Linked DNA regions of Mus musculus: region 1 is linked to region 2. A link is a loop called in an ENCODE intact Hi-C map of the cell type or tissue named here. Cell type or tissue: heart. All regions are shown on one strand. Each heading gives the region's core, and the rest is flanking DNA. Links, peaks and the distances in the headings are about the cores only. Region 1 has its middle 2.9 kb from the start of D6Ertd527e. Region 2 overlaps Antxr1 (anthrax toxin receptor 1).

What was found. A loop is a pair of places that touch in the nucleus more often than their neighbours do. Peaks named below come from ENCODE experiments on the same cell type or tissue, not always from the same donor. Only the 100,000 strongest peaks of a DNase experiment are listed, where the experiment ranks them.
Region 1: it touches region 2 in a loop (2.5-fold over the local background); 10 of 42 quality-filtered maps call a loop at or near these places.

The regions. Positions count from the first base shown.
Region 1 is chr6:87,100,370-87,103,278 of GRCm38, reverse strand. It overlaps a transcript of D6Ertd527e not described here. Among named protein-coding and RNA genes, the nearest start is that of D6Ertd527e, 2.9 kb to the left of the region's middle. In heart, for the core only: a CTCF peak has its summit at 1,530 (motif pointing left); DNase peaks (open chromatin) are centred at 648, 808 and 1,688; H3K4me3 peaks cover 474 bases; H3K27ac peaks cover 958 bases; H3K27me3 peaks cover 413 bases.
Region 2 is chr6:87,273,309-87,276,217 of GRCm38, reverse strand. All of the region lies in intron 8 of Antxr1 (anthrax toxin receptor 1), which reads left to right. Among named protein-coding and RNA genes, the nearest start is that of Gm34170, 8.0 kb to the left of the region's middle. In heart, for the core only: a CTCF peak has its summit at 1,242 (motif pointing right); no DNase peak of the experiment used is centred there.

The DNA.
Region 1 (2,909 bases), core at 291-2,790, 170 kb after region 2:
GAGCACAGAGAACTTTTGAAACTACATACACTGTATGAGAAGGTTCCAGACAGGCTGTGTCTATAACTTAAACCACACCCCAGAATCAGGCTTGCCTTTTCCTGGGAAAACTATCTTGCATAAAGCAAAGCTGCAGCTTGGGATCCCTGCAGGACACTGTGAGGCCATGTGGACCCTGATTGTGGATGTTGTGTGCAGACACAAGCTCTGAATAATGGTGGGGGGTGGAAAGGGACCCTTCCCCATGCAGATGCACAGTTCCCAGCCCTCAAGGCCAGGAGACAGAGCTACACCTGAGACCATGGCTCCTAACCTCAGGAAGTAGACCACTGCTACTACTCAGAATCCATCAGAAGGTGAGGATGGAAGAATCTGGCCTTTCTCTCCATCACCATCATTCATGGAGAAGCAGGCACTTGTCACACACACACACACACACACACACACACACACACACACACACCAGAGCTCTAGGGCAGGCAGCCTGCTTACCTCAGAGTCATCAACATTCTTTGTGGGTCCCTAATGGACTGTGGACTGGGAACTGTCCCAGCCTCCCTGACTTCAGCTATTCTCCGGATGCCAAAAGGACTAGAAGCCAGAAAAAAAAAAAAAAAGCGTGGTGAGAACAAAGACTGAGAAAAATACGTGCAAGAGGCTCTCGGTCTTGCCTTCAGCTCTTGATCTCCAAAGCCTTAGGAAGTGTCAGTCAGGTGTCAGATACACGGCAGTCAGAGGACACTGCAGCTGGTGTCCTGGGCTCTCCTCCCAAAGTCAGTCCAAAGAAACCTCTGATCCATAACATGCAAGGGTCGAGCACAAAGAGGAAGGAGGGGGCCTGTGCTGGCTGCTGCGAGGGAGCTCCAACACCTAGGACTTTAGTAGCCAGCTTGCAGCTGCTCCTCTTCCACAGAAAGCCAGATTCTCCTGGGTAATAGTCACCTCCTGCTTCAGTTACAGAGACAGAGAGAAACCCACAGAGCAGGGAGGGAAGGGCCTGGGTCCAGGTACAGTTTCTGCTCAGAGCTGGGTGGAGACAGCAGGACCTATAGACTGCTGGGCCTCTGTGCTCAGAGAACTTGGACTGCTCTGAGCCAGGGGTGGGGCCTTCCAAGGGGAGGGTGACTTGGAAGTCACCAACCGCAAAGAAGGTGTGCCCCCTCCCCCTACCTCTATGGCATTCACGTCTGCCCACAACTTCTACATCGAGGGACGATATGGCTTCACAGTGTCCTGCAGGGAACCCAAGGTGGGCCTTTGCTTCTATGCAAGATGATTTTCTCAGAAAAAGACAAATTCTGGAGTAGGTTTAAATTATGAACAGAAACTGTCTGGAATGTATTTAGTTTTGGAGGGGAAAACAGAAGCTGGGATAATTAGAGGAGGGGGAAGACAGTGGAAAAGGATGATAAAGACAATGTATATGAAATAACACTTTTCATAAGTGTAAGAAAATGTCACAATGTAGGTCTTGCAGGTTCGGGCGCCCCCTTGCGGCCATGTGCTCCCTGCAGCTCTTGGTCCCCAGGGACATCAAGAACCTTAACTGAGCAAGGCTGTGGGAGCCCAGGACCCTCTTAAGGGAACCTACAGTTCTCATACAGGTAAAGGAGGCTACAGGCGAGTTGGGATGTGGGGACAGCGTTGTCTCTCCCTACAGGAAGAAGGTCCGAGGAGAGGAGCAGGGGGCGCAGGCTGTGTTCTTAGCCGGGTCTGCAGCCCCTGATGCTAGCCAGGGTTCCTTCCAGGTGGGTCTTCCTGCCCTGGATTGTCTTGGCGTCCCAGCTCTTTCAAGGGATGCTACCCACTGAGATCAGGGGGCTCTGTCCCCCTCCGTGGTTTCCAGGACTGGTAGGGTGCTGCCCCCTGCTGACCAACTTTCCGTGAAAGAAGCTCCAAGCTGTCCCTTCCTGAAGCCCTCTTCATGGCCATACTCCCTGAGCAGTAAGTACAAGAGGGCCCCAAGAATCCAGAAAATAGCATTTTTCTGGGTCCGCCACACCTGGAGAACTGCGGTTGCTGAAACCTCGGGTACAGTTCAAACAGGAGTGTTGGAGTACTCCCTCCCCACCCCCTACCGGTCTCTGCCCCTTCTCTCTTTTCTAAAGCTCAGGTCTGAGCAACATTGTCGCAGCTCCATTACTGCCCTTTCCTCACACAGTGACAGTGGCTAGACAAGGGGGTAGCAGTGCTTGCTTCCTATAGGCAAGCACCTTCCCTGGAGGCGCCTCAGATCCTCAGGCAAACCGCTTCCGTGTGGTTCTCAGATTGGCCACTTAGACTAACCTACCCGTAAGATTTATAAGGGTCATCTATTTTGACATCTTAAAGCAACAGTCTTTCCAGTTAATGATGAAGTGTTGACTGACCATAAATGAGAAGAGCGATGAGTGACGTCACGGTATTCCGGCCCTGTCTTCCCTAAAGGACTGTGACCACAGGAGTGGCTTCTTTGGATAATGCAATGCCTGTACTTAGAAATGGGCCCTCACAACTTCCCAAGGGCCTAGGGGTCCCAGAAGACAAAGACCTTGGGAGGGCAGTAGGATACTCCCAGCTTCTGGACAAAATGCAAATGTGTTTACTCCAGCTGTTGAAGTTTCTGGCCACTTTCTAAGTTCCCAGGTCAAGGACGCCGAAAAGCACTCCACTCAGAACCTAAATTTCTAAAACTGTGGAATGTGTAGTTTACAGGCAGGGCACTTACCCAGCCTGTGAGGCCCCGATCCCCAGAACTGGCATAAGAGAACTGTCCTTCTAGAGACTGGAGTTGGATGTAGTAACAGTGCCAGCCAGAGCAGAATCTGGGGCACTCAGGATGCGTGGATGCCAAAGCTGGATCCTCTGGCCCCTGGATCTTCCTGTGCCTTCTCCAGCTTTATGATCCAAAAAGAAACCCTTTTTAGCTA
Region 2 (2,909 bases), core at 102-2,601:
ATGTGCGATCATTGGTCTATAGTGTGCAGTAGAATTTAATTAGGAAGGGTGTCTGGCTTTGTTGATATTTAGTTTAAAAATTACAGACTAAATCATTGGAGCTCATAAGATGTTCTAGGAAACATTAATGAGCCAGTTTCATGGCCCAGGTTAGTTGGCCTTGTAGTTAGAAGGTCCAGGGATTATACAAATATGGAAAAGAGAGCCCATGAATAGGTGGCTGGATTAAGGGCACACAGAAAGTATTCCTTGGATCCTTTCTTTTTTAAAATCTAACAAATGTTTAGTGCCTACTATGTGCCAGGTTAGTCTTTGAGAATACAAAAGAGGGTAAGAATAGAGCCAGTCTTTACCCATGAAATCTTTATAACCTGAAAGTAACAGCCTATTAAAAACAAGTGTACTTTCCTAGTGTGCCCATGACGGATGGATAGCAGCCGATCTGAGTTGTGGGTAGGCACAGGTTTCTTCCCTGCTCTGGTCACCTGGACTCAGTGGCAGGGATTACTCTACATCTAGAGAGCAGCAGGGGAGACAAAGTGAAAGAAAATTGGCAGGTTTCTGTTTTGGAGAAAGACTCAGACAGCCAATGGGCAGCTGTCCTCCTCTGGATCCACCCGCTTCAAGCCCCAGGTGACTCAAAATCAGATTGTTCCCTTACAACAAATAAGATGTCAAAGAACATGCTCTGGGGGACTTCCTGGGAGTGTGCGAACACAGAAGCCTCTGTGCTGTGCTGGGATGGAAGGGACTGGCCTGTTCTCAGCGTACAAAGCACTTCGACAGAAATAAGTATGGGTTGACGGTTTATTGGTGAAAGAACAATTTAAAAAGAACAAAAACAATTTTGCTAGGAAGGGTTAACGACTGCAAATAGAGTTTTGTTTTTAAAGATTCTTGAGAAGTCTCTACATAAACTGAGAAGTTTACAATAAAATGGCATTTGATTTTTTTTTTTTTTAGAATTAAAAACACTTCGTGTGTAGCCTGGCAGATTCCCAGTGGGTTCCAGCGCGGGTGTAGGAAGTCAACTCTTGGAACTGTGAAGCCGTTTTTTTTCACCCGCCATTTCTCCTGCTTCCTCAGTAATCCAAGGTTCTCCAGAGGGACCACCCCAGAACAATGCACTGCCCACCCCTGTTTTGCTTAATTGGATTTTTAAATTTTATCTTATGCGTTTGACTTTTCTGCCTGTAGGTATGTATGTGTATCACATGCATGCAGTGCCTGCAGAGACCACAAGAGGGCATAGTCTTCTCTTGGAACTGGAGTTACTGACAGAGAGTTGTGAGCTGTCATGTGGGTGCTGGGAACTGAACCCAGGTCCTCTAGAAGGGCAGCCAGTGTTCTTCACTGCTGAGCCATTTCCTCAGCCTCACGTTGCATCTGTTTAGGCTTTCATGGATTCACCTATTTTTTTTTTAATTTGAAATATTTCGCACATTGGCAAGAACATTGTATTAATTTTAGTTAAGAAAATGCTAAATGTGAGGTCAGTGGCAGGTGATGGGCCAGAAAGAAGCACGTGTGCTTGGACACCGCCACCATTCTGGACACTGCAGCACGGGCAGAAGCTCACCTAGTGTTGAATGAGATCGTCCCCTGGCATCCATTGCCAGCACCACTAAAGCACCTGTCTTGGTGTATCTCCGTGAATCACACTTGCTGCCTCATCGGCTAAGGAGTTAATTGACTGTGGGTTAACATATGTCTGGTTCTGTCTACAAGACAAAAATCCCTGTAGTTTTCCTTGATCTCACTCTCCCTTCCCTTCTGTTAAATTATCAGAAGGCAGCTGTAGAGAGATAGGAGGCAGAAGAGACTCTTGGTCTAACCTTAGATGGGACCCTGCTTATTCACGATGAGAGGGCAACTTCGTCACCCTTTGTGAGTGACAGACAAAATACCTACAGAGGAAGATGGGCTGCAGGCCCATATAGGGGTGGGACCAACTTAGTAGTCCACAAAGAAAGTTGGGAAATGTAGTCTTTCAGCAGGAAACAGTCAGTTTCTAATACAATATAAATTTTATCACCTGAGTCTAATTGATTTTACAAGCTTAATATCTCCGTGTCTGGTATTTCATCTGACCCCATACAGCCCTCTGCATCAAAGATCTTACAGTGTTATACAATAGAGAAAGCAGAGGTGCTGAGGTTTGCTAAGCTGCCCAGGTTCACAGGACCAGGAAGAGGTGGGGCTGAGAGCTCAGCCAGAAGCCACGCAGAATCCACATCCACCTTCCTGTCCCAAGTCCAGGCTCTTGACACAGCTCTGCTGGTCGAGGCTGCCTGAGGCCAGGCACTGTGCTGTGCTCTGCCTGCCTGACTAGGCTTGATCCTCCCAGCTATGCCAGAGCTTCAGGGGGCTATGGTCACCTCATTTCTCCTGATAGGGAAAGGAGATTCTGAGAGATTATGCAGCATGCCCAGGGCCACAGTGGTGGCCATATTAACCCCAGCAGTTTCTACAGTCCTCATTATTGATAAGTTTTATAAAACTCTGTATGATGGGTGGGAGGGGGTGCCTTAGTGGGCCCATGCTGAGTGAGGCATCCCCCTGAGGTATCAGCCATATGACCGTCCTTGTATTAAAGTAAGTCTATTTGTGACCTGGGGGGGGGGGGTCTGGAGAAGGGAGTAAAGGCAGAGAAAGAAAGGGACAGAGAAGGACAGAAAGAGAGAGGAGAGAGAAAGAGAGAAAGAGGCTAGCTGGGAACCTGTGGGGAGAGAGGAAGAAGATGCAAAGGGGAAAGGGAGAGAGACAGAGGCAGGCAGAAGCCAGAACAGTCCTTATATGCCCGGCTCCTGGCTCCTGGCTCCTACCTGGCCATTGCTAGGTAACTGTTGAGGGGAGCCAAGCAGAAATGCTAACAACTATTACTCAACATTTTAAACTGCTTTCCAAAA